4 separate regions of the Homo sapiens genome follow, and regions 2, 3 and 4 are each linked to region 1. A link is a contact called in ENCODE Hi-C or POLR2A ChIA-PET data. All regions are on one chromosome and are shown on one strand. Each heading gives the region's core, a stretch centred on a gene start or an enhancer-like site at or near the end of the contact. The rest is flanking DNA. Distances are from core to core; before and after follow the strand shown. Region 1 holds the start of TBC1D1 (TBC1 domain family member 1). Region 2 holds the start of WDR19 (WD repeat domain 19). Region 3 holds the start of RFC1 (replication factor C subunit 1). Region 4 overlaps DTHD1 (death domain containing 1).

Region 1 (7,493 bases), core at 1,038-3,537:
GTCAATGAAATGAATGCTAGTGTACCTTTCTCGACCTCCTAGCACTCTGGAGGTAAATGTGTGCAGCAGGTCACTGCAGACAGGGAGAGAGAGTTCTACAACAGAGTTGAAGGTAAAAACATGAAATAATTTGGGATATGACCCAAGTGATAACAATATGGTTTAACTGGTTTACCTGGTCTTGTAACCTAAAGAATAATTTCCATAACCCAGTTAACATTCTACTCATTACAGTATTTATGACTGTATATTTCTTAAAAAAGAGTTGAGGCTATGCACACAAATAACTACTCAATGACAAAGAATGAGCTGAGGGCTACACAGTGGCCAGAGAGCAAGTATATTATAAAGGGCTTTGGATCTTGGAGATTCCAGCACCCACTAACCCTGTAGGCACTAACCTCTTACTTTTCTCCTTAGTCAAATGGATTTAACAATCTTTGCCCTGCAGAGTTTTTGAGCAAATTAGCAACAATATATAAGGACAGTATCTAGCACAATACCCCAAATCGACTAACTCCTCCGTAAAGAATAGCTACCACTATTGTGAGAGTTTTAAGTCAAGCTGTGAATAAAACTCTTGGGTCCACTTAAAAATACCTCCCCTGGATGTAAGCATCCAGGGAAATCAGGGAATGCCATAAGACAGCCCTAATCTAAAAGCCTACAAGAAGCTCAGTGGGCTTCAAGGAAGACACTGCTCTTGGTACGATGAGGAAACCTGGCCCTCTATTTGCCTCCTGGGCCACAGTAATATTGATAATAGCTGCTGCTTTTAGTTGAGGACCATGTACGTCTGTGTCACTGCACTGGCCACTTTACTTACACTTTCCTGCTTTGTCCTCACAAAGATCCTGTAAGGTGTGTATTGGTCCCATTTAGCAGGTAAGACAATGAAGACCAGAGGTCCAGCACCTTGCCTAAACCACACCTGCTGGGATTTGGATTCAAGTCCAACCGTACAGCTCAAACGCTCAGCCACTTCCCTAAAGTCCACCCCCAGCTACATTAAGTAAAAAAATCCAGAAAGATGCCACCTGGGGGTCTGGAACTGCCTCCTCCGAGCACCCGGCTCTCCCCTCCCTGCGGACTCTTCTCTGGAGAGGATGTGATGCTTCTTACTTTTCTCAGATCCCTCTCCCCACCCTGCGAGTGACGTTGCGCCTCTGTGCCTGGTGGGATAGGGATCTGGGAGCTTCGCCTGTTTTTTGCACACTGCCATCCCCTAGTCTTAGGGAGCGAGCTCTGTCCCGCTTTTCACATCTCCGCGTCTTTCCTTGCACTCTACATCACCGCTGGGAATGTCCCCAGACCTGATCGGGGCATGCACACTGGGGTGTGCGTGTGCGTGTGGTGTGTGTTCCTGCGCGTGTGCCGGGCTCGCGGGGCAGGAAAAAGCGCCTAATCCAGGCTCTGCGTCACTCCCGCAATTGGTTAGAAATGGAGTTTCCTGGTGTTTAATCCCGGGAGGGCACTTCGCCTTCGTTGTTTCCCAGAGTCCCTGATTTTCCTGCCTCGCATGCCAGCGCCCCATAGGGCATCCGTGCCTCAGTTCACCTCTTGCCATCCTCCAAGGACGGGGAGAAGGGGTAAGGCGGGGGAGAGCAAGGTGGCTTGGTCGCCCCCGGCCCCCGCCCCCCATGTTGTGTGCAGTTTCCACCACGTCTGTTTCGGAGGGAGAAGAGGAGGGTGCAGATGAGGCGAGGCGCCTTCGGGAGCGCGGAGAGCGGGCAGGCAGTGCCACCTGCTGAGAGCCACTCAGGCCGAGCAAGCGGCGGGCAGTGCCACCTGCTATAAATAGGCCGCCAAGGACAGGGTGTGCGACTGTACATCCCGCCACGAGGGCCTGCATCACGCGCGGGGCCCCGCGCCCCCGGCTCCCCAGGGAAACGCTGTGCCCAGATCCTGCGCAGGGGTCTGGATGGGGCGGCGGCCCGAGTACTTCCCCCCTATTCCCCCCACAGACACTGGCTGAGGATGGCCCGCGGGCTTGGGGGCGGGGGGTGGCAAGGAGGGGAGGGAGGCCGCGGCGGACCCGCAGTGCAGCAGCTGTTGCTCGCGTGTGACTCGCCCGTCCGGGCCGTGCTGCCCAGGCACAGTCACACGGCGCAGTGGGGAGGAGGAGGACACCGAGTCCCCCTCCCAGCTCCCCGGGGACCGAGTGGGGAGATCCCGGCTCCTGTCTTCCCCTCGCCTCCAGCGCGCTCGCCCAGGCTGGGAGGAGGAAACCAGAGCCGCGCGCAGACACCTCCTCCTTCTCCTCCTCTTCTTCCTCCTCCTCCTCCTCCTCCTCTTCGGCTGCTGCTCCTGGTGCCGCCACCGTCCGCCGGTGCCTGTTGCTGCCGCCGCCGCGGGACCTGCTGTGTCCTCAGCTGGGTGGAGAAGAGGCGGGCGCCGAGCCGAGGGGAGCCCCCTCCCCGTCCCCCCGCGGCGGGAAGAGCGCAGCCAGCCGGGTGCGATGGACTCCCCGCCCGCCCAGGCCGTCCCCAGGATGCCCCCAAGCACCTGCGCGTCCCGGCCCGGCCCCGGGCTCTGAGCGCGCCGCGGCACAGGTAAGGCGCTTCCTGGGGCTTCGTCCTGGCCACCCTGCTGGCTCCTCTCGGGGCGTCGCGGCCGCCCCCTCCCGCAGCACGCCCCTGCCCCGCCTGGCCGCGGAGGGGAAGGCATCTGGCCGCCCACGGACGCGAGGCCAGGGTCTCTCGGGGGAGGAAGTTCATTGCCATCTCGTTGCCCCCCTTACCCCCCCACCCCCGCCGCCCTTGGACGAAAGCGAAACCTTAATGTTGCTAGCGACCCGAGAGCTCCGCCGGCTTCTCCCCCAACCCCCGCCAGCTCACTGGTCCGCGCATCTCTCCCCTCCCCCCTCCCGCCAATTATCCTAGCGTGTTTGCAAGGCGACCAGATTGGAAAGAGTGTGGTCAGAGTGACCCCAAGCCACGCTTTAAAAGTTCAGGGTACTTTGCAGTAGTAACTTTGGCAGCTCCACCAGTGCGCGCAACATTTCTTTCTATGGGTACATCCTGTACCAGTCATTTTGAAACCCTGCTTCATTGTTTCTAGCCGCTTCCTGATGGCTCTGTGATTATGAGACCCCCCTCAAACTTCACCAGGCATTAAGGTTTTGTTTTTGCTTTTTTTTCAGAGAGGTATCATTTCGTTTGAAATCCACCTAGATGTGGCTTTTCCTGTTTTGATTTTACTTAACATAGCTTATTCTCTGGAAGTTGCTTTAAAAAGAAATTGAAAGTGATGGTTGTTCCTTCCACCAAACAGTTTAATTTTCAGGGTGCCTCATATTAATGGATATGTTTTCCCTTCATAGATTTCTCATTGTTTCCCTTATGATGGGATGATTTCATTTATTAATAAAATCAGACTTTGAAAGAGCATTTAAAAATGACCTGGTTTAAATAGGTCACACCCAAGAAACTCAGCTATCTGTACAAGTTCAAACTTCTAAACTTTTTCAATGAGCTAGGGGTGGTGGCACCCACCTGTAGTCCCAGCTACTTGGGAGGCTGAGGCAGGAGGATCACTTGAGCCCAGGAGTTCGAGGCCATAGTGAGCTATGACTGTGCCACCTCACTGGAGCCTGGGTGACAAAGTGAGATCCCATCTCTTAAAAAAAAAGAGTTTAGGGGACATTTTCTGAAGTGAACACAAGTAGAGCATTCTAACACTATTGAGTGCAAGGAGACCTGGAAGGGACTAAGTGGTTCAAAGCAGGAAATAAAATCATCAGGTGATAATTAAAATAATTTCTTTCCTGTGGATTTGTCCAGCCATTTGCAAACCAGGAGAATAGGAAAAAAAATCACTAGTGTAGTTATAAATTATTACATTACGTTTTCAAAGGAAAATTTTGCAAATGCGTCTCCTTGTCATAGTCTATTGTTATCTACCCCACTGAGAGTGCTGGGGCTTCCCCTTTTCACCACGACAGCATTTCTGGTTGGGTGGCAGTCATGCAGTGTTGACCTGGTGTCCCATAAGGCACAGTTTGTCAAAACACTAGTGGGTATTAGGAGGAAACGTGCAACTCTGAAGCAACAGAGCTTGCCCCTTCTTCCTCATTATCCAGCTGGTGATAATCCCTGTCCCCCACTTCCCTAGAAGACAGCTTTGACCAGGAAGGCTGCAATGACAATGAGATGTACCCCTATGCAGAGCCAGATGTGGGCGGGTGGCTTTTTTGTGGTCCAGATCTTCTAGGATCTTCTAGGATGTAACCCTGGCAAGCAGTGGGGAGCCTGAATCAAGCAGCATGGCTGTTACCTCTTCTGTGTTCACAGCAGCATCTTCAGTTGTCTTGGTGCCTGGAGCAGGCACCACAGCTGCCTGCTCTGTTGGCCACCAGCTTTCTAGAGTAGATGGTAGGGAGGAGAGCAAGGGGCTCAAGAGGATTCTGTCTTTGAACATGCTTTTAATTTGATCTGACAGAATGGCAGCTCCCTGAAGTCCTTCCTACTCTCTCCACAGCATTTCTCTGTAGGTCCCCAGTTTTTGCTCTTTTCAGATTCCCAGAGGACTGAAAATGTATCACGGCCCATTTGGGGACTTCCTGTATATGTGTGGGTGCCTCAGGATCATTTGTTTTGCCCTTTTCCAGTCTACCGTGCTGCCCTTCTCAAGTTTAATGACCACGTTAGTTTCAATATTTTATATATTTCTCAGCAGTTTTCATCTCTTGGTCATTAAACTTGAGAAGTAAAATCTGCTCATTAAAATGACTGAGTCCATGGCCAGGCATGGTGGCTCATGCCTGTAATCCCAGCACTTTGGGAGTCCAAGGCGGGTGGATCACTTGAGGTCAGGAGTTCGAGACCAGCCTGGCCAGCATGGCAAAACCCTGTCTCTACAAAAATATAGATCTACAAAAACTAGCCAGGCATGGTGGCATGTGCCTGTAGTCCCAGCTATTTGGGAGGCTGAGACAGGAGAATCGCTTGAAGCCAGGAGGCGGAGGTTGCAGTGAAACATGATCGTGCCACTGAGTCCATTCAGCAGCAGAGTAGTGTTGGGGTTTGTATCCCTGTAGTGATGACGAAGGATTTAGGTTTTCAGTCAGAACTGTTACCTTACAATTTCCTTCACTGACTTTTCTTCCTTTCCAACACCACATTCCAATAAAAAATATCTTTAGACCAGATTCTTCACGAAAGACATGAAGGTTTTCATGCTTCAAGGTTTTTGACTTTTTTTTTTTTTTTTGAAAGGAGTCTTGCTGTGTCACCCAGGCTGGAGTGCAGTGGCGTGATCTCAGCTCACTGCAACCTCCGCCTCCTGGGTTCAAGTGATTCTCCTGCCTCAGCCTCCCAAGTAGCTGGGACTACAGGCGTGCTCTACCACGGCCGGCTAAATTTTGTGTTTTTAGTAGAGGCGAGGTTTCACCATCTTGGCCAGGCTGGTCTTGAACTCCCGACCTTGTGATCCACCCGCCTTGGCCTCCCAAAGTGCTGGGATTACAGGTGTGAGCCACGGCGCCCGACCAGTTTTTGACATTTCTAAGCCAAAAGTTCCATTTGATGAGGTCTTAGATGCAGGGGCAATGTGTCCCTTTTCAGATTTCAGATGTTTAGAAAAAGATGTGTCATATTTGGGCCAACTGAAAAACTCTTGATATGTAGGTTTTTATGAAGCTGTGCAGAATGTAGGAAATACATTTTAGAACCAACAAAGAGGCATTTAATTTTGAGTGTGCCTGTCTCCTTTGAGATGAGCAACAGCTATTTTTCTCTTCAAAAGACAATGCGTGTATTTATCAGCACATTTTATATAATCAGCAAATCTAAACCTCTGAATTAGGTAAGCCCTATAGGTTTGTTGCCAGAATTAGTGAATTTATACATGCAAAGTGCTTAGAACAGTGCCTGGTACACAGTGAGCACTCAATATTATTTATTGCTATTATTATGTTTATTTATTTTATACTTTTAGAGTATAATTTTGATGTTAGGTTTGGATTGCTGAGGCCAAGCAAAATTTAGATAGACCAACCCAGCTAATCCACTAGAAAGATATTTGAGGGTTATTCCCATCTAAAGATCTATGGGATCTTTGGATATCATCTGTGAGAAACAACAGAAGTTTGTAGATAAGACAGATATAGATTCAAATGCCACCTTCACAATTTATTAGTGAGGGAACCCTTTGGTAAAATGAGCATGACAAAACCTACTTCTCAGCTTTGTGAACGTACAGAAGATCATGAATGTAAAATGTCCATGAAGTGGTAGGTGGTCAACAGATATTGCTCTAGCAAAGTGGTTAAGAGCAAGCAAACTCTGGAGCCAAAGGGCCTGGGTTCAAATCCCGATTCTGCCACTTCTTATAGTATGGCCTTGGGCAGGTGACCTCACTTTTCTGTGCCACTATTCAATGATAATATTCCTTTATTGTCCAACGTTTTGTAAGTTAAATCAGTTAATAAACACACTATGATAATGTGTTGGTAACTATTCTTTTTACTTTTAGCAGAATAACTTAAAGGAACACTGCAGGTAGGAGGGTTATACATAATCTCTGAGGGCCAGCTAGGACACTCGCCCATTTCCCACCCTTTTTCCTGTGCAATGAAGAGTATAAGAAGTGACAGTGCCATTCTAAAGGACTAGCCTTGAGTTGGCTCTAATTTATATGACTCGTGCCTGTAATCCCAGCACTTTGGGAGGCCGAGGCTGGCAGATCACTTGAGGTCAGGAGTTGGAGACCAGCCTGGCAAACATGACGAAATCTCATCTCTACCAAAAATACAAAGATCAGCCGGGCATGGTAGCACACACCTGTAATCCCAGCTTCTGGGGAGGCTGAGGCAGAAGAATTGTTTGAACCCAGGGGGCGGAGGATGCAGTGAGCTGAGATCACGCCACTGCACTACAGCCTGGGTGACAGAGTGAGATTCTGTCTCAAATAATAATAATAATTTATATGAGAAAGAAGTCATTCAAAAGCATCATTACTTTACATGTCAAATTAGAAAGGCACACCCCAGTACTAAAGCATCCTTGATGATGAAAACATTTAGAACCACTGGTTTCAGGAGCTCCATGCAATGGTGAAACAGCCTCTACTCCAAGGGTTGTTGCTCCCTGTGGGATTCCTGGGTGAGGAACACACTGCTCCCGTTGGGGTGGAATCCTGTGGAGGAAGTGGATGAAGAGTGTAGCCAAGTCAGTGAGCCTACTGCATGGGATTAGAGTACTTCAGGTTGCAGTATAATTCTGTTCAGGTGCATGCTCACTCCATCTGGCGTAAAGAACAGAGAAATTAAACCATTGATTCACAGAGCAATATGAGTAGCTGCCTGGGGACTTCCTGTCCATTCTGGGGTCCCCAACAGCCAATCAATATTGGCCGGTTCCTAATCTGACCTAGAGCTAGAGGCCACTAGCACCCCTCCATTCATCCTTTCTTCTCTCCCTACCCACTCCCACCAGCATTCTGAGGAGGTGAGGGCTGAAGCTGCAGAGGCTGTTGTACTGTCAGTTACTGTA
Region 2 (6,664 bases), core at 3,125-5,624, 1.3 Mb after region 1:
CCTCTTGTTTGGACAGATTTATATACTAATTAGAAAGCTGCTAACACCCTTATTTCAACTCACTGAGATAATTTAGATTCTTAAAACATAAGGAGAGATAACTTGTTGGAAACATTTTTATAACTTTAGTTAAAAACAGTATAAAAAACATAAAACACTTTTTTTTTTTTGAGACAGGGTTTCACTCTGTCACCCAGGCTGGAGCACAGTGGCGTGATCATAACTCAGTGCAGCCTTGAATGCCATGTGATACCCTCAAAGGATTCTCCTGGCTTAGCCTCCCAAGTAGCTGGCACTGTAGGCACATGCCACCATGCCTGGCTAATTTTTATTTATTTATTTTTTTTTGTAGCAAAGGGGTCTTGCTTTGTTGCCCAGGCCATTCTCAAATTCCTGGGCCCAAGTGAACCTCCCACCTCTGGCCTCCCAAAGTGCTGGGATTACGGGCTTGAGCTGCTACTCCTGGCCATGAAACACATTAAAACATTTTTAAGTCTACATGAAACAACTGTACCTCCTTCATAGTACAGGATCAACTTCCTCATCCTTACACAAAAATATTTCTCAATCCCATTTACTGATATTCAGGGATTTGAATCCTCATATAGTGTTTCTGTAAAAATGTGTGTGTGTGTTTTACATTAAATCATAAATCACTAGTATTGTTTGAGTAACCCCCAAATAATGTTTACATGAAATACTCTTTTTTTCAAGTCTTGATCTGATTACTGACCACTACATCCTTGTGGTATCAAAACACTTAGAACTAAAGTAGCTTTACTGTTGAGTCAGGAGGAAAATGCATGGCAAGAACAGTTCCAGTTTGAAAAAAGGCAGGTCAAGATCCTTTCACCAAAGTTAGCCATTTTGAGTTTGGCATCTAATCAATGAGGAGTGGACTCCTTCACTTGTGAAGGATAATTTTACAGGATACAGAATTCTAGATTTGTGGGTTTAAAAAAAATTCTCAACACTTTAAATATTTTATTCCGCTCTCTTCTTCCTTTCATGGTTTCTGAGAATTCAATGTAATTCTTATCTTACCTCCTCTATACATAATGCCCCCCTCCCCTCAGCTTCTTTCACGATTTTTGAAAAATATTTTATTTTTCAAAGTTTAAATATGATATGCCTAGGTGTGGTTTATTGAGCACTTATCCTGTTTGGAGTTCTCTGAGCTTCCAGGAGGTGTGATTTGTTGTCAGACATGAACTTGGGGGAAATTAATCATGAGCATTCTTCATTTCTGTTAGTGTTTTTGATCTCTAGCATTTCTTTTTGAGTCTTTATTAGAATTTCTATCTCTCTGCTTGTGTTTTCCATCTGCTCTTGCATGTTGTCTACTTTTTCCATTACCTCCAGTAGCACATTCATCTTATTTTTTTTTTAAAGTCCTGGTCTAATAATTTCAACACTCCTGCTATATATGACTCTAGTTCTCCTGCTTGTTCAGTCTCTTCAAGCAGTGTTTTTTGCCTTTTAGTATGCCTTGTAATTTTTTGTTGAAATCTGGATGCTATGGTTTGAATGTCCCCTCCAAAGCTCATGTTGAAACTTAATCACCAATGTGGCAATATTGAAAGTTGGGGCCTTTAAGAGGCAAATGGTTCCTGTGTGCCCTGCTTTCATGAATGGATTAATTCATTCAAAGATTCAGGGATTAATGGGTTAATGAATTAGTGGGTTATCATGGGAGTGAAATTGGTGGCTTTATAAGGAGACCTTAGCTAGAACGTTAGCACACTCAGCCTCCTTGCCATGTGATATCCTGTGCTGCCTCAGGACTCTTCAGAGAGTCCGCACCAGCAAGAAGGATCTCACCAGATGCACTCCCTTGACCTTGGACTTCTCAGTCTCCCTAACTATGACAAATGAGTTCCTTTTCTTTATAAATTACCCGGTTTTATGTATTCTGTCATAAACAACAGAAAACAACTAAGACACCAGACAGGATATACTGGATAAAAGGAATACTTGTAAGTAGTCTTTTAGTGGTATGTGGTAAGGTACAGGATAGGGCAAGTGTTCTATAGTCCTATGATTAGGCCTCAGCCTTTAGTGAGCCGGTGTGGATGGTAAAAGTCACCAGTACTTCCTTTTTTTTTTGAGACGAAGTCTAGCTCCGTCACCAGGCTGGAGTGCAGTGGCACAATCTCGGCTCATTGCAACCTCTGCCTCCCAGGTTCAAGCGAGTCTCATGCCTCGGCCTCCCGAGTAGCTGGGATTACAGGCATGTGCCACCACGCCAGGCTAATTTTTTTTTTTTTTTTTTTTTTTTGAGCAGAGTCTTGCCTTGCTCTGTCGCCAGGCTGGAGTGCAGTGGCACGATCTAGGCTCACTGCAACCTCCCCCTCCCGGGTTCAAGCGATTCCCCTGCCTCAGCCTCCCGAGCAGCTGGGACTACAGGTGCCCACCACCATGCACAGCTAATTTTTTGTATTTTAGTAAAGACGGGGTTTCACCATGTTGGCCAGGCTGGTCCTGAACTCCTGACCTCAAGTGAGCCCCCCACCTCGAACTCCCCAAGTGCTGAGATTACAGGCGTGAGCCACTGAGCCTGGCCACCAATACTTCTTTTTGCTGTTTTTTTTGACGGAGTCTCGCTCTATCGCCCAGGCTGGAGTGCAGTGGCGCGATCTCCGCTCACTGCAAGCTCCGCCTCCCGGGTTCACGCCGTTCTCCGGCCTCAGCCTCCCGCGTAGCTGGGACTACAGGCGCCCGCCAATACTTCTTAATCTCCCACACTTAAGTGGAACAGGATGGTTTATGGAGGCTGAAGTTGAGTATTTCCCTTCTCCCAGGTAGTTTAGGCTCTGATAAAACCCCAGCAGACTAGGCTTTGGTAAAAATACTTTCTCCTGAGGGCAGGTCTTGTTAAGAACTGATTGCTCTGGCTATTTTTAAATGGTTACCCTTTCAGCAGAGGAATCTTTCAGTAAAAATTTAAGTAATTAACCTAACTGTCAGAGGCGTTTGAACCAGAGCGATTCCATTTTGAGTGAGGGCTAGGAAAATGAGGCTGAGACTTGCTGGGCTGAATTCTCAGAATTTGGGCATTCCTCGCCTCTAGATGTTTACGATTAAGGGAATAAATTAATAATGTTTACTAAAACAGACCCAGATATCGGGATATCTGGAGAACAAAGGCATTCCTAATTTTGCTTTAAAGATAATAATATCAATTCCTGCAAAATAATTAAGAAAATTAATCTTTGATCACAAACCCTTGTAGCAGAGCACATCTCCCCATATATACAAGCATTGTACCTAGGGTGGATGCGTCCCTTCTCTTGCTTTCAGGAATGTCCTACTCTGTCTATGGAGTAGCTGTCCTTTCACCACTTTACGTGTTTTAATAAACTTGCTTTTCTCAGCACTGAGAACTCGCCCTGAATTCTTTCTTGCGCGCGATCCAAGAACCCTCTCTTGGGGTCTGGATCCGGACCCCTGTCGTAACGTAACTGAAAACCCCAGTGCAAAGGCATAGCACCCTACTTAAGAATTTGCAAACATTCATTATTAGTTATTTCAAATCATTGATTAACTTTCTCTAAGCCAATCAGATTCCTACCTGATGTCGAAAAGAAAAGCAAAAGGTAGACTGTTTCAACACTTTCAGACGCTTGGGTAAAAGATGCACTTTCATGCTATAAATAATGCAGCACAAATACTGTACAACAGGGCTTTATACTTGGGGAAAAGCTGCCAGATCCAAACTCTAAAGGAAAACTATTGGAGCTCATTTTTCCTGCCCACGTTAGCTAGCACATTTTGTTGACATTGAAAAAAAAAAAAGATTTTGGTGAAACTGAAAAAAAAAAAGCACCAACAACCCTACCTTGAAATAAACTATTGTACCTCTTATGCCTCCTCCCTTCTACCCCAGAAACCTGGAAGAAAAAAAGATATACCCGAGCTCGTCCAACCCCTCTTTGCGTGGACTGTATAGGAGTATTTAGCCCATCCTGCCTCCTTTAATCTAACATTCTGCGTCTTCTTTCCTTCAGCTTCTCGGCGCCCCCTTTGGCCAGCACTGACATCTTAGTCATCGCGGTCCAAAATTTACGCACGCGCCTTTGAGGGCTCACAGAGCCCGTCTCTCCCGGACGAATCTCATCCAATCAGAGCCAGCCAGGAAGCCGAGGCTCAGCAAGGCCTCGCGACGCCCAACTTCCCAGGGTTAGCGTCTCTGATGTCATGTGATTCCACCCTCCGCCTCTCACCCACCCTCGCAGAGGGCGGTGCGCTTGGCCCGGCCCCTCGAGGCACCGCCTTTCAATTAGCACTCGCTGATTGGTCGCTGCTCGCGCGGTCTCCTGGGTGACGGGAACGCGGTAGCCTGCTTGGTGGAGACCGGGTGCGCCTGCGTACTTCATAGTTCGCGTAGCGGCTCGAGCGTGGAGATGAAGGTAAATAACTTACAAATTCCCGGGGTGGGGCGGGAAAACGCGACTACTGGCCCTTGGTCGCTTTTAAAAGAGGATATCTGTCCCTCTCCCTTCTGAGTTCGTTGGAAATGAGGAAGAGAGAGAGAGAGAGAGGTGGCCAGAGAGAGCGGGGGCGAAGCTGAAGGGACGAGAGAAAGGAAAGAAAATAGGAGGAGAGGAGAGGGCGGAGAGAGAGGCCTCTCGTTTTGGGGACTGCAGACGCCGTAGAAGCGGTGCAGAAAGTGGGAACCCCTCCCTGGCCGAAATGAGCGGACTGGATCTAAAGATACCCCAGCTTCGCACGCGGAAAGAACTGGTCGAGTTAACGCGTTTGGAGGGTCGCTGTGAAGTTGACTGGGTCCGATGTCACGAGCTACCTCATTTCTTGGGGCTAAGCCTCTGGCAAGCCGCGCAGCTGCCCAGCGCCTTAAAAAGAATGAAAAGCCTCCTAAAGAATAACTTCAAAATGTATTACCTGTGACCAGTCCAATCACCTGCTAGCGAGTGTACATTATTGACGGGAAATCTGCACCCGAAAACTCAGGTCTCACGCTCATGTGCCTCATCCTCTGCACGCACGGTTTCTAGGCTTGGGCTTCTTGTTCACCCCACTTTCTGATTTATCAGAGCAGTCCCCCCTTGCTCTGCTCTGGCAAAGAAATGGAAGGCTTTTTTTTTTTTTTTTTTTTACTGAGTCTCGCTCTGTTACCCAGGCTGGAGTGCAGTGGCGCAATCTCTGCTCCCTGCAACCTCCACCTCCTGGGTTCAAGCGATTCTCCTGCCTCAGCCCCCCGAGTAGCTGGGACTACAGGCGCGTGCCACCACACCCAGCTAATTTTTTGTATTTTTAGTAGAGATGGGGTTTCACCGTGTTAGCCAGGATGCTGTCACTCTCCTGACCTCATGATCCCCCGACCTCGGGCTCCCAAAGTGCTGAGATTACAGGCGTGAGCCACCGCGCCCGGCTGGAAGGCTCAATTTTAAAATTATTTTAGATGTCCTCATGCTTCTTCGTGGCTATTAGTGTGGAAATTGGAATTGACGGACCAGTAATCATAACTCCCATTTTTATTTCTAAAGCTCTTTACAATTTATGAAATATTAGAAGTGAAGAGTTATTATTCATGATTTACAGTTGAGAATTTTTTGCTGGAGGCAATTTAAACGACTTACTTAAAGCCCTACAGCTAATAAGCTACAAACAAAATTTAAGTCTTGGTTTTTTGGTTGTGAAACTAGCAGTTTTTCCTCTGCACGGTATGTGGAGCATCTATAGAGCTCCACTGAAAAAAAATAATATGAAATCACAGCTAGAGGCAAGTCAGCCATTGAAGGTAATGAAATTCAAGTTTAAGGACTTCTCACTTGCATGAAGGAGTTCCAGGGTGAAATGGTCACAAAATTGCAAAAGTAAGATGCTTTTAAATATTCTTTCTTCATGAGTTTCTTTATGCTCTATAAAACTTTTATGTCCCATGATCATAGCCCACCTCTACTTTCAATAGAGGGGAATTTCTTCTTTAGCATGTAAAATGCTCATTGGGACAGGGTGCGGTGGCTCACGCCTGTAATCCCAGCACTTTGGGACGCCGAGGCAGGTGGATCACTTGAGGTCAGGAGTTCGACACCAGCCTGGCCAACATGGTGAAACCCTGTCTCTACCAAAAATATTTTTAAAATTAGCCGGGCGTGGTAGCGTGTGCCTGTAATCCCAGCTATTCGGGAGGCTGAGGCAGGAGAATCGCTTGAACCCAGGAGGCGGAGGTTGCAGTGAGCCAAGATCGCCCCACTGCACTCCAGAGCCTGGGCGACAGAGCAAGACGCTGTCTAAAAAAAAATAAAAATAAAAATAAACAACCTCACTGCTTTGTGTTTGGTTGTTGGTTGTTAATTTATTTATTTTGAGACGAAGTCTTGCTCTGTCACCCAGGCTGGAGTGCAGTGGCACCATCTCGGCTCACTGCAACCTCCACCTCCCGGGTTCAAGGGATTCTCGTGCCTCAGCCTCCCAAGTAGATGGGATTACAGCAAGCGCCACCATGCCCAGCTCATTTTTTGGTAATTTTAGTAGAGACGAGGTTTCGCCATGTTGGCCAGGCGGTGTTTAATTTTGAGCATTGTAAGAGTTTTGTGTTGCCGCACAGACTAAGTCCCGTGTAACAGTATCTAAATTTCATATGCCTAGAAATGGGCATCATTGTTTAATCTATAATTTAACCTAATATTGAAATCTAAAT
Region 3 (7,002 bases), core at 2,239-4,738, 1.5 Mb after region 1:
GGCCTTAGAGGCCAAGTTCAGGTACATATGCATGGCAAAAGCATATTATTTGGCAAAAGCTATATTATAATAAAGTCGAGCACTGCTCCAGGGAGAGCATTCCACATAGTAAACCATGATGTGAAAGTTGCCTGCCTGTAGGAGTGGAGCAATGAAACAGTTCAGACCACAATTTATTTAAACTGACCTCACGGCTCTTCAAACAGCTGTTCCTTAAGTCTCATGTGTGTTTAATTCAATCTTATGCATATTTTCAATAATTATACCAACCAATTAATTATATATGCTGACTTCTTAAAAATGGCATCTCTCAGGTTTTATTCACGTTTTGTGCAAACAATTAAATCTCAGTGAAATTCAAATTGTCTACATGGCTTCTTTATTTCTTTTATTTTTAATTTTCTTTCTATTTATTTACGTGGTTCAAATTTCGAAAGGGTAAAAAGTCCCCCTCTTATCCTGCCTCTCAGACACATATTTCCCATCTCTGGAGGCAACAAATGTTATCAGTTGGTTCCTTCTGTATCTTTCCAGAGAAATTTTATATTTTGGCAATTGTTTCATATCAGAGTATAAAGTTTTCTCATTTTTATAAAGGTTGCACAGTATTCCATTGTGTGAATACACGTACTTTATTTCTTTATTGATAACTTTTAATTGGAATTTTTGTTTTCAATGCAGCTCCCAGGGCAAGAGCTGTCTATGGATGGGCTTCAGAAGATAAGTGAATAGGCCAGGCACAGTGGTTCATGCCTGTAATCCCGGCACTTTAAGAGGCTGAGGCAGGTGGATCAACTTGAGGCCAGGAGTTCAAGACCAGCCTGGCCAACATGGTGAAACTTCATCTCTACTAAAAATAAAAAAATAAAATAGCTGGACATGGTGGCACACACCTGTATTCCCAGCTACCAGGCAGGCTGAGGCACAAGAATCGCTTAAACCTGGTAGGCAGAGGTTGCAGTGAGCCAAGACTGCACACTGCACTCCAGCCTGGGCAAAACAGCAAGACTCTCAAAAAAAAAAAAAAAAGAAGAAGAAGAAGAAGATGATAAGTGAACAGGCCAGGCACAGTGGCTCATGCCTGTAATCTCAATGCTTTGGGAGGCCAGGGTGGAAGGATCGCTTGTACCCCGGAATTAGAGATGGCAGTGAGCTATCATCACACCACTGCACTCCAGCCTGGGCAACAGAGCAAGACCTTGCCTTTAAAAAAAAAAAAAAAAAAAAAAGAAGAAGAAGATAGGTCAATCCCTTAAAATGGTGTGTATATGCCCATATGCATTTCTCTGGGCAGAAAATTTGCATATCATTCACTGTATTTATCAAAGGAAACTGTAACTGAAACAAAGATTGAGAACTACTGTCCTTCATACCCAACGACACAGTCTGAGGGAAAAAAAAAAAAAAGAACTACTGTCTTATAACTTTGCACAAGTGTTCAATAAACATTTGTTGAATCAATTTTAGTCTAGGGTTTTGCTAATTGTTGCACTAGAGACTGGAGGGCTAAATTAAATATCAGTATAATACAAAATTCTTATCTACCTCATAGGATGTTTACCCACTAACAACAAAACTGACCAATTTGACCTATTTCTTTTCTGAGAAGAGGTCTATTTTTTATCTGCACCATGAACAGGAGTACTAAAGAAAGAAAAGAACCAAAAGTAAAAGCACCTGAATGATCAAAAGTTGACCACACAAGCTATGTTCACCATAAATGACAGAGGAATCTACCATGCCTCTTAAAATCTATGTAACTTTCCATAGAGTCCTTTCTGAGAAAATAGATCACTGGTAGCTGTGTAGTTGCCTAACATGCCAGGCACCAGAACCAGAACGGAAGCTTTACCTATACATCTTGCTTAATCCCCAAAACAATCACTATGGCAGCTATTATTTTCCCCTCTTTTACAGATAAGGAAACAGAGGCTTAAAGAGATTAAACTTAAGCTATTTACTTGCCCAAGACCACGTAACTATTAAACTAGACTATACTAACATAGTAATATAACTATAAATTAATATATAAACCATTAAACTAAAATATTACCACGTTCTTCATCTTCAAGACTCCAAGTCTCAAGCTTCCAAAATACCACAGTGCTTTGGCCTCCAAAATGTAATGATGATCATTATAGGGAAGTAGTATAACATGGTGGTCAGAAACACCAAGATTCTAATTCTAGTTCAACCACCTACTAGTTATATGATACACTGTTTAAATTCCAAAAAGGTGCTTGCACCATCTGTAAAACTGCATCGATGTGGGTTGAAATGAAAAAAAAAAAAAAAAAAAAAAACCATGGAAAACCAACAGTTCACATATTGACCTAAAGAAGATGCTTGGTACAAGGTAGCTACTATCATTACTGTTGCCCTTTTTTGAGAAGAAACACAAAGGCCTGCAACGTTTCCCAGTGTGGCATAAAATTTTCACCGCCCCCCCCCAGAATGTTGTCACTGTGACACGTTGACCAATGATTGAAAAAAATTATATCGGATTGTTAAGTATCTTCTAGCTTAATGAACATTTTAAATGGTCCTTTAAAAATATTTCAAACACAGAGCCATATCCATTGCCATACCATCAGGAATGTCTGCTTTGCTGGCTGCATAATCATTTCACTTTCAATTTGTTTGAACATTTTATCCAGAATTATGCAGTGAGGCTTGGGTTTTTTTCAGATTTTAAACATCAGGTGGTAAGAGGATGACAGCTGTCAAATGTCTTGCATCTGTTTCTATTCGCTGTACTTCTTTTTCCTAGTAAGCCATGTTATCCTTTTGACTCCTATGAACTCATCTAAACAAAATAAAATATCCTCTCCATGCCCTCGGTCTCAACACCGCTCAGGTGATCGTTAATGACGAGCGGAGATGAGACGAGCTGAGCTGTTAATGATAAAAGTTTAAGGCCCTACACAACATATTCCCTAAGAAAGAAAAGTTTGTTACATTCTTCTCCCTCGTGACCCAAAGCTTGAAATCCACGCTTTAGGCAGTACTCAAACTGAGGTTCGGGCAACGCCGAACAAGAAAATAACTTTACCAATGCGTCCCAAAACCACCATCCTTCCTCTCTTCCTTTCTCCCTTCCCCCAAGAGTGGGGGGCGGGGGGAAAGTGCAAGTACACGTAGCAACAAAATCCCTGCGCGCTGGCTGCCGCCCAGAGCCAGAGCCCGCGATGCAATGAAAGTTTTGCGTCCAGTGCCCGGTGTGCGGCCCCTTCTCTGCCTTTGCTAGCCTCCGGAACCACCCACCGCCATCCTCCCCCACCCTGCATACCAGGAGTGCCCGGTCCACACCAGGCCTGCAAAGCCCCCCCAGACCCCGAGCCGCACGGCCTCCCCCAGCGGCTCACCATCGCAGCCCCAGGATGAAGGCGCTGGCTGGCTGGCGGGTGGGCCGGTTGAGGAATCTGTTATCGAGGCTCAGGATCCATTCGCGCCAACAACTTCTCCCGCGAAGTGCAAGAAGGCGAAGACAGTGGCGCGCGGTGATGACGTCAGGAGGCGCGAGCTTTGCTTCCGTCCCGCCCAGAGGCGGGAGGTGCGACGCCTGCCCAGGTGCTGCCCCGAGGGCAGGCGGGCCGCTGACATCGAGAGGAACCACGGTGCTTTGGTGTGAGCTCGGTTTTTGGCGGGGGCGCTAAAGTAGGGGGATCCGATATTGGTTTCCTTGGCAGGCGGGGTACCCAAGTACCTCCCGGTTACACGTCTGGACAATGCACTTCCCTATAGTAACTTTGAAAAGTTTTTACTACCAACTTTAGTAAGATAAATGTTTTAGCTGTGCGTTTTACATATTATGTATAAATATCTATTCTGTAATAAGGTTTCATCAAGAGGCCGGACGCGGTGGCTCACCCCTCTAATCCCAGCACTTTGGGAGGCCGAGGCGGGTGGGTCACCTGAGGTCAGGAGTTCGAGACCACCTGACCAATGTGGTGAAACCCCGTCTCTACTAAAAATACAAAAATTAGCCAGGGGGTGGTGACGTGTGCCTGTAGTCCCAGCTACTCGGGAGACTGAGACAGGAGAATTGCTTGAACCCAGGAGGCAGTGGTGCAGTGAGCCGAGATCGAGCTACTGCCCTTTAGCCTGGGCGACAGAGCGAAACTCCGCCTCAAAAAAAAGAAAAGATACCGAAAGCTTTGGGGTAAACCAGTTGTATATGAATAGATTAGCAATTGAATCACGGAATACAATGAAACATTTGCGTACGATTTCAAGAGAAAGATTAGACCATAAAGAGTTCAATGGAGAAAGCAGTATCTCCAGCTTTGGCTCTAGCTACACTTTTGAAATTCTCACCCATCCACCCCCTGTTGGGTCTTGCGCTTTATGACACCAACATTTCTATGGCGAAAGATAGAACAGCCTGGAATACAACAGAGGCTGAGCATTGACAGCTTGTATTTATTAAACGCCTATTGTTGTACGTGCAGCTCTGGACTAGCCTAGCTCATTTTATCCCCATGATGACACTGACTACTCTTATCCCGAATTTACAGACAGACTGTTACTTATTAACAGGGCCTCACTGCACTGTTCCCTCTGAAGCCAGGATGCTAGGTCTCCAGCCCCACCACCTGCTATTTATGTGACCAAGGGCAAGTTACTGTGCCTCGGTTTTGTCTTAGCAGACATATCACACAAATTTTTGCCCATAATTTTAGAGGACCTACACCAATTTATAATGTTCATTGTGTTATAAATCAATAAATGAGTAAATAAGACATAAAAAGTTGTACGTGTCTTTTATATTACATTCCTCTTAACTTTTGCTTTTTTTTTTTTTTGGCATTTGAAGCCTTCCTTGAGTTTAAATGAGACTTAAGTCAGGAGACTGTAACTTCTTTGTGAGATTGTTTTCTTTAGGAATATTTATTTACATGAAAATACTCTATCTCAGAAATATACCAGATCTAAAATGACTGCATATGCTTTGAAACTCCTCCCTTGAACCTGGACTGGCCTATGACTGATTTGATCAAAGAATACAATGGAAGTGATACTATGCCAACTCCAGACCTAAGCTTTAAGAAGACTGGCAGCTCCTGTCTTGCTCTCTTGGAGCACCATGTAAAGCCAGGGAGGTGGTCATCTGAGACCAGCCTTATAGCCATCTCCACCAGGCACCATGCATGTAAATGAAGCCATCTCAGATCCCATCCAGCAACTGATGGAATTTCACTAGCTTTGTTGACCCCATTCAACACCTGGGAGAGCAGAAAAATCACTCAGTCAAGGCCTGTCCAAATTTCCTGACCCACAGTAGCGTGAACATAATTAAATGATTGCTCTGTTAAGGTAATAAGTATTGGAGTGGTTTCTTATAAAGGAATAGATATCCAGAATGGAAATATTTTTGAAGACCCAAAATAGGACTGAGCATGGTGGCACATGCCTATAATCCCAGCACTTTGAGAGGCCTTGTCTCAGGAAAAAAAAACAAAAACAAAAAAAAAGTGAAACCAATCAGAAAAGATTTCCCTGCTGATCCATGCCTTTTTGTTAGCAGAATAATGGCATGGAAAGAAATTCACTCCTTGAAAACAGTATGGATATAAGCTTTTGCCTATCACAGCAAGTTTACATTTATGGATGCCTGCTGCATTAGCACATGCCGGCACTGTTATTCCATCCTTCCCATCCTTAATTCCTTTATGGGCTAGCTCATCAGCCATAGTTAGTATCTATCTGGGGCAAATAACACCAAAACAGTGATGTTTCAGCAATCTTGTAGACTTGGTCTAGTGTCAGATTTTCATGAGTGAAAATATTGGCAAATTCATCAACACATTTCTCCACTGCTTTGTGATCAGCAGATGCTTTATTGCCACAGATTTTTTAAAAATGTAACACCCTGTCTTTTCTTAAATTTATGCAACCAGCCAGTTGAATATGCACAATTCCCTTCAATTTTTAGTTCATTGCAATAGATCTTTGTTTCATGATCAGCATACCATCACGTGGCATGTGTTCACTATGATGCTTATGAATTTATGCTTTCAATACATGATTGAGATTTTCTTTTTTAGCTTTACGTAGTTTTTTTTGGGGGGGGGGTTGTTTTGTTTTTTGTTTTTGAGACGGAGTCTTGCTCTGTCACCCAGGCTGGAGTGCAGTGGCGCCATCTCGGCTCACTGCAACCTCCGCCTCCCAGGTTCAAGCGATTCTTCTGCCTCAGCCTCCTGAGTAGCTGAGATTACAGTTGTGCACCACCACATTTGGCTATTTTTTGTATTCTTAGTAGAGACGGGGTTTCACCATCTTGGTGAGGCTGGTCTCGAACTCCTGACCTCGTGATCTACCCATCTCGGCCTCCCAAAGTGCTGGGAGGGTTTTTTTGGTTTTGTTTTTTTACTTTTCATTAACTTCTGTTCATCACTTTCAGCATAAACCTTCAACAGTTTTTCCTTCTGTTTCTTCAAATCATATATGGTGGTCATTCCAATCCCATACTCTTTTGTAAGATTTTCACACTTATACTGCTGTCCAACTTCTCTAAGGTTGACTTTCTGTGCCACAGATAAACATAAATGCTTCCTCTTTTTCTTATCACTGTTACCCAAAGGGGTATCTGCAGGCCTTTTCGACATTTTCAGCAATATCTGTATACCACAAAGCAGAGAATAATCAAAAAACCGCAGAAGGCCAGGCACAGTGGCTCATGCCTGTAATCCCAACACTTTGGGAGGACAAGGAAGGAGTATTGCTTGAGACCAGGAGTTCGAGGCCAGGAGTTCAAGACCAGCCTGGGCGACAGAGCAAGATGCTGTCCCAAAAACAAAACAAAACAAAAACCACTGTAAACAATCTGAATGTTAACTGTAAAGAAAATGGATAAATTGAAATATATTCATACAACAATAAAAATCAATGAAATACAGATCATACATCATACAACACTACAGATCAGTCTTGTATACTTTTTTTTTTTTTTTTTTTTGAGATGGAGGCTTGCTCTGTCACCCAGGCTGGGATACATTGGCG
Region 4 (6,865 bases), core at 2,033-4,532, 1.5 Mb before region 1:
ATTAAATGTTTTAATCTCTTTCAAATTTAAACGCAAGACTTCCTTCTACAAATTAACCAGGGATTTAGATATCTATTCAGGTATATATCAAAAAAGGCGATTCCCATTTTCAAACATAGTCCCATAAAGGAATATTTTATTAGTCAAGATTTTTTACATGCTGCCAAAAAGGTACAATATGTATTTTCATGTATTCTTGGGGCAAAGAAAACAGACTAAAATGTTCATTGTTTTCCTGATTACAATCGAACAAAAAAGTAAAGAAAATGAAAGTTGCTTCTTATCCTGTCATTAGAGATTACTATTATTAACATTTTTGGCATAATTTCTTCTAGTTTTTCTTTTTTTCTGGAAGAAAATATTTCTATTTCTATCGGTATAGATGTATCTAAGGACACTCACATATGTGTTCACCTGCATGCACACATGCTAATATGTATGTCCCATCACACACATCCCTGCCACACACCTCTCACAAATGCACCCTCAAACACACAGGCCTACCCTTTATCAGCACTGTTTCGGGTCCACTTGTGCACCTCACATATGCTGTCACAAACACACCCCTCCTGCACACCCAGCTCCCAACTCTCTCACAGAAACACACCTATTCACATACATAAATACATGTGCACACACACACACCCCTCACACACATATAGTTTCAGATCCACTTGTACACTCTCACAAATGTCCTCGTTCACATATACCCCACCTCCACATTTCATATACGCATACACTCATTAATATGCCTCCCCCACAGACACATGCACACACACACACGACATCTCACTTTACCGTTACCACTTCACCTGCACATATACAATCTCATTAAAACACTCCCTGTCATAACCCTCCCGTCTTTCTTTCTCTCTCTCACACATACACTCACATACATTCACTCACAGCCACATATACACACCTCTTCACAACACAGATACATTTTTCCCCCAGAATTAAAACAAATACTGCACATATTGTTGTTACAGTAAAGCAATAAAAAGGTACATAGAGAAAACAATTGATCATCCCTGCAGCATCTCCTCTCTTAAGATAATCCAGGAAATCAATCCCATGTGTAATCTGTGCCACTTGGATTGAGACCTGCCCCTGAACACCCTCAGTATTGATAGACACACCCATACCTTTGCATACCCATTTCTCTGTCTGGTGAGCCAACCTGTATGGACCACATCAGAGATGCCTTGTTCGCTTTTGCTAATGCAAAGCCCCAGCAGAAGACAGACAGGAGGAAGGAGAGTGAATTATACCATTCCCCTTTTCCTCCCTGTGCTCATCTTGGCCTGGCTGTGTCCCTGGCCTGCAACCACTGCTCCTCTCAAGAAGGCCACCTCTAGCCAACTCTCTCCTGTGCTTTGGTAACTGGTCTTCTTCTTGTCTCTTCAAGTCTAAGGGTGGTAATAGCTCTCTTGTTGTTTGGAGTAACTGTGTTATTCCTTGCAGTTCCCCTACATCCTGCTCTCCCCTTTTTAAAATAAAGCCTCCTTTTATTATTCTAATTTGAGTATATCACTATATTTCTCATTGAGACCCTGATTGATACCTCTCTGCACACCTTTCTTATGCTCCTAGCAACGTATACATGTATTTTATTTCCCAGAATGGGAGTCATATATTATATATACAGTTTTTAAAATTACTGTCTTATTAAATTATGAGTTTTTAATGTCTTCGAATGTTTTAATGACTGTATAATATCCTATTTCATAACCATAGCACAATTAATTTTAGTATAATCAATTTCTGAAATTGGTTAAAATGAAATTTTGCAGTATATATTCTTTTATGTTTGACTTTTTATTCAACTTTATGTTGCTGAAATTCATCCATTTTGCTGTGTGTGGCAATGGTTCATTCTCATTAATGTATAATATTCTATTATATGCATATATTAAAATTTTCATATCAATTAGACTGTAGTCCCAATATATACCTAAGAGCAAAGTGATAGTTTACCATAGTTCATTTAACCGTGTTCTATATTCAGGACCATTTAGCAATTAAACTTTGAACATCATTATTCATGTGTTTATTTCATATCATGGAAGCGCAAGAATGCACTACCATTTAGAATCTATACATTTTTAATAACACCAATTTCACTATTGAAAAAACCATTACAGTCACCATTTTGCTAATTATTAAGCATCAAATTTTATAAATAAAATCTTGTAACATTTATTATTTGAATTACCAAAACCTATGTCCATAGTCATCTTGATTAGATACTTACAGCATCTGGAGTGTAAATTCTTGATTACAGCAATTGACTATCACTAAAATGTAGCTTAAATGAACACATACATATTTCCTTGTATATTCTGAAGTATTTTATTATTATTAATTAATTAATTAATTAATTAATTTTTTTCACACAGGGTTTCACTCTGTTGCCCAGACTGGAGCTCAGTGGCATGATGTCACGGCTCACTGTAGCTTTGGCCTCCCAGGCTCAAGTGATCCTCCCACTTCAGCCTTCTAAATAGCTGGGAATACAGGTGCAGGCCTTTACACCTGGCTAATTTTTGTATTTTTTATAGAGATGGAGTTTCACCATGTTGCCCAGGCTAGTCTCGAACTCGTCGGCTCAAGCAATCCACCTTCCTTGGCCTCTCAGAGTTCTGGGATTACAGGCATTACCATGCCTCACCCTTCTGAAGTATTTTAGACTAAAATAGAAATACCTTAACAAATGAGGTAGGTAGGCTTTGAGCACATTATAATCTAATTTTCAAAATAGCTAAATCTTTTGGATAAAGTTTTGTTTTTCTAATCCAGTGTTTCTTAATGAGATGTTATTGGCATTGTGAAAGAAATCCGTTTTCAAAAAATTAACATGCACTGGCTCATAAATTGCAGACCATTCAGCATCCCTGACCTTGTCCACCAAATGAACAAAATGCCTCTCCATCCTAGTGAATGTGACAAGCCAAATATCTTACACATTGTTCTGGTTATGAGGGTTAGGGGTGAAAGAGTGGGTGTTGAGGACCATGTTTTAATCAGCTTTTGGTTGAAGTAGGGCATGAAAGAAAGGGGAAGAACATCTAACGGAAATTTAGAACATTATAAGCAAACCAGGGCTTTGCCTAAACTGTTCAACTGCTACCAGTATTTGCAAGAAATGTCAACTGCTGTCTGATGGCTTTTTCAGAAATGTTCTCAATGAGAAGTCCAAAACTGTGCTATAGAATAAGAAGTTTATCTAAGGTACAAAGTCAGCCTTTCTGAAGTCAGAAGAACAGGGAAATATTGAGTAAGGTCAAAATTGTGGCTGACACAGGCCAGGGGATTCCCTCTTAGCTTAACTAAGCATGACTTCTGTGATCTAACCTCACCAGAATGCCCCGTACTGCCTACACATTTTGACAGATGTCACAACGAGTCCTCAATTCCCTCCGCCTCTCCCAGGACTCCTCTGCTAGCATTCTCTCCCCACTACCTCTCGACATTGATTACCTAACATAGTAAATAATTTACTTACTAGTTATCATTTTTATTTACTTTCTGCAAATAAACACCTGATTTAATTTCCAGGGTGCTTGTCTCTTTTTTTAATTGATATATTCCTATTACTTAGAACTCTGTCTGGCACTCAGTGAATGTTTCTGTTTTGTTTTCCTTACTTTACAAGCGAGAAAACTCTTTCTGAGTTACAGCAGTAGAACCTGGATTAGAAGCCAGATGATTATATTTTCAAAGTCCTTTTTCTTTTACTTCCACCTTTCTACCCCTTTCCCTACACCCAACTCCCCACCATTTCTCTCTCTTCCATAATGTCTGATAATATTTTTTCAGTCTCTGAATACCCCGGACTGGATTAATTGTCTGTGGAACTCTATTTTAAATCCAGCTATAACATTTCTATACACTGTTGTAATTGCCTATTTATTTGTGCTTTTCTCCAACCAGTTTGTAAGTTTCTTGAGAGCTGAGGATTGAGTAGTGTTCATCAGTGAATTTTCAGTTCCCTGCACAGAACCCAGCACATAGTAGGCACTCAATACATCTTCACTGAATTAATTCATGAATAACATCTACACACTGACATGTTATTGGGATCCTCTTTTTGTGCCCTATATTTCTTATTGGAAGCAACTTTGTGGGGATAGTTGCCATGTCTGAGAAGGTAAAAAAATTAGCTCAGACTGTAAAAATCTGGCCCACCATTCATCAAGCTGGAATAACAGACACTGATGAAGCCACCTGCAAAGTTAACAGGAATCAGTGTTTCCTCCAAGCACATATTGCAGCTATAATATGTCCCCTTCTTTGAGTGACTGCTGCTTTCTTATACACTGAGACATTTTTGTTCTCCCAAATCATGGATTATCAGAAACCTTACTGCCTGAAATCATATCTGTGAGAAAGACGTATTCTTTTCTTGCCGGGAAGATCTAAGTCATTTTGACACAGAAAAGCATTCTTGATTTCTACCCAGTTGCAGAGCTTCAGATAAAGGGTTTCTGGATACAACACTGCATATCTATCTCAACATTCCTGTTTGCCAAGGAAGGAAAACTCTGGGTCCACTTTGCATTGCAGACCTGATGTTGACCCCTTTATACACAGCTCTGCTTTGCTTTCAGCCTATCAAAACACTAGCGTCCACCCTCCTCCTGTGTACTCAAATAACTCCATCTTTGCTTTTGTTTACCGAGGCACTCACAGTTCCTCTGTGTGCAAGCCCTTCATGGCAATGAATTAAGAAATCTAACTTTGTGGAATTTCAGGTGTGTCCCTGGTTGTCTTAGCCTGATGGGGACACTCCTGTGACCTTTCTGTTTTCCAGCCCAGTGTTTCTCAAATCAGCAGCGTATTAGAATTTGTAGGAGATTCCTGGAGCCTTTCTGAGAAATTCTGATTGAATTAGTCAGAGGCGTGTTCTGGGAATCAGAATTACAAAGTTCCCCAGTTGATTCTAATTTGTAGGCAAGGTGATATATGCCAAACTGACCCAGGATACAGGATACCCTGGAGTGGATATTCAAATTCAGTTTCACAGGACCAAAACAACCTTCTAACTCAAAATCTTTGGCTATGTACCTGAGTATTCTGTAAGGTTAATGAAGACCTCAAGTCACACTCTCACCATGGAAGATTAAAGACATTGCCTATCATATTCCACTTCTTGTCCAAAACACTTTCTCAATTTTTATTTTTACTTTTCATGATTACTACTGAACCAAGGGTAACATAGGAGGGAAAAAAAGGAAACAGTGCAAGCTCTGTCCTATGCTGAATATCCATTTTTTCCTCTTAGAGTCCTCATTTGAGATGATTTATCTGTTCACAAGAATAAGCAGGGTGGAGTGGGGAGCCGAGGAGCTGAGGCACGGAATTGGACTGGTTGGGAAGGAGGAACACTTGGCTTAATCCCCCATCAACAGCAGAACTCAAATTTAAAATTGTAGTTAATGAGAAGAGCCCACCACTATCACAAAGATTAACTGACTTCCCTGGAAGCTGCTCGGTGTGCACCTTTAAACCTGGTTCTATGAATACATGTCACCTCCATCTATAAACTTTGAATTAATATTTTTGACCTTTTCTCTCTATTTAAAGGATAAAATTATATTCCACTGCATTTGTACATGCTAAAAAATTTAAAATACACCGCAATATATTCTATCTTTATTAGACTTATTTTTGGTAATTTTTACATATGCCAAGAGCCTCAGAAATTTGAACTGATCCAAGCCTCACTCCACCTGAAAGGCCCTGTTTATGCCAGTCAGCCTGAAACTCTTCTTTAGAAATAGTCACTGCAAATGCCTAGATGCCACCACGAGGGGGCCTCTGTGTCACAGATAAAATTAAGGAAATGTTCAAGACCTCACAAATTCCTTTATGTAGTGAAAGACCTGCTCTGCAGGATACTTTTTTTTTTTTTTTAATTATGAAGTTATTGTAGAATTAGAGGGAATAATTTCACCTATGGCCAATATACTGTCAATGCAATAGTACATTATTTTGTGGCTAATGTAGTGTTCTAATGTTCTGAAATGTCTAATTTCCATTCACTGTGAAGAAACAAAGTACTATCTACAAGAACTGGTGCATTATAGAGGTCTTTACATTACAGTGTATCTTCTGTTTCCTTAATCAAAGCAACTGTAATGATGACATATATTATTGATCATTAGAACTGACTGTAATTTCTCTGAATTACTGGGAAATGGAAACTGAAAATATAAACTATGGATAGTACTATGAAATAAATGTACTTTTGATTAAATTCACTCTCCAATAAATGCTACTGACTGACATTCTAAAGAATTACCTTCTTGATTTTGAAATGTTCTGAACAAGGGTGCTTCTGTGGTTTGTTGGTTTACAAAAAGTGGCTAGCATACATTAAAAGTGAATATCTAAATTAGGATGATTTTTAAACAAATAATTGGGTGATATTTTCCAGAATATTTTTAGTTATAATTTTAAAGTAATGTATTTTGTGAGATAAATTCTAAACAAAGCTGAATATTATGACTCCTTCCACATTACATCTCTAAGCACATAAACCAACAATGTGGTGTCAGTAAAACAGCCCCTGAACATAAAGCAAAAATGAGCAGCATAATTGAAAACCATTAACTATATAAAGATGAGCACTAAAATGAGACTGATTGTATTAAAATATTTGCTGCTCTTCTGTGGGGGAATTATGCATTCTGCCCCATGGATGTTATGCTTGGTGATATGATTTAGAGTACCCATGAAATATGAATGCCATATTTAAGCAGAAGCTTTAAGAGCCATGGGGTGGTTCCACCATGTTCCTTTCCTCTCTGCCTTGAGAGGATCAGTGGTTTAGGGAGGGGTGTTTCATTGGCCTAGGTCCTGA

Evidence for each region. A loop is a pair of places that touch in the nucleus more often than their neighbours do. ChIA-PET counts read pairs that join two places held with the same protein, here RNA polymerase II (POLR2A). Pooled maps may share reads with other maps.
Region 2: a pooled map shows a loop between it and region 1 (6-fold over the local background). The contact joins the promoter of WDR19 here to the promoter of TBC1D1 in region 1. A Hi-C loop is called at or near these places in 6 of 50 pooled maps.
Region 3: a pooled map shows a loop between it and region 1 (3-fold over the local background). The contact joins the promoter of RFC1 here to the promoter of TBC1D1 in region 1. A Hi-C loop is called at or near these places in 1 of 168 maps with a recorded cell type or tissue (naive thymus-derived CD4-positive, alpha-beta T cell), 1 of 37 single-sample maps with no recorded cell type and 8 of 50 pooled maps.
Region 4: a loop to region 1 is called in a pooled map, with 3 times the contacts of the local background. The contact joins the enhancer-like site here to the promoter of TBC1D1 in region 1. A Hi-C loop is called at or near these places in 1 of 37 single-sample maps with no recorded cell type and 2 of 50 pooled maps. POLR2A ChIA-PET finds 5 or more read pairs at or near these places in 1 of 52 experiments (activated CD4-positive, alpha-beta T cell).

The regions. Positions count from the first base shown.
Region 1 is chr4:37,888,797-37,896,289 of GRCh38, forward strand. TBC1D1 (TBC1 domain family member 1) reads left to right here and starts at 2,288. Exons shown (of 22, transcript NM_001396959.1): 1 at 2,288-2,552. RefSeq lists silencers at 1,807-1,996, 2,317-2,816, 3,846-3,895 and enhancers at 3,596-3,725, 4,156-4,435.
Region 2 is chr4:39,178,155-39,184,818 of GRCh38, forward strand. It overlaps WDR19 (WD repeat domain 19), which reads left to right and starts at 4,375. Exons shown (of 37, transcript NM_025132.4): 1 at 4,375-4,409. The coding sequence starts at 4,404. RefSeq lists enhancers at 4,044-4,223, 4,075-4,369, 4,494-4,643, 5,344-5,413.
Region 3 is chr4:39,362,874-39,369,875 of GRCh38, forward strand. RFC1 (replication factor C subunit 1) reads right to left here and starts at 3,489. Exons shown (of 25, transcript NM_002913.5): 1 at 3,366-3,489. The coding sequence starts at 3,368. RefSeq lists an enhancer at 3,411-3,530.
Region 4 is chr4:36,345,474-36,352,338 of GRCh38, forward strand. It overlaps DTHD1 (death domain containing 1), which reads left to right. Exons shown (of 10, transcript NM_001170700.3): 10 at 1-2,038. Among named protein-coding and RNA genes, the nearest start is that of DTHD1, 67 kb to the left of the region's middle. RefSeq lists an enhancer at 3,086-3,235. Within about 2 kb of position 3,283, at least 5 of the 41 ENCODE cell types and tissues checked have a DNase peak (open chromatin) inside an H3K27ac peak, as active enhancers do.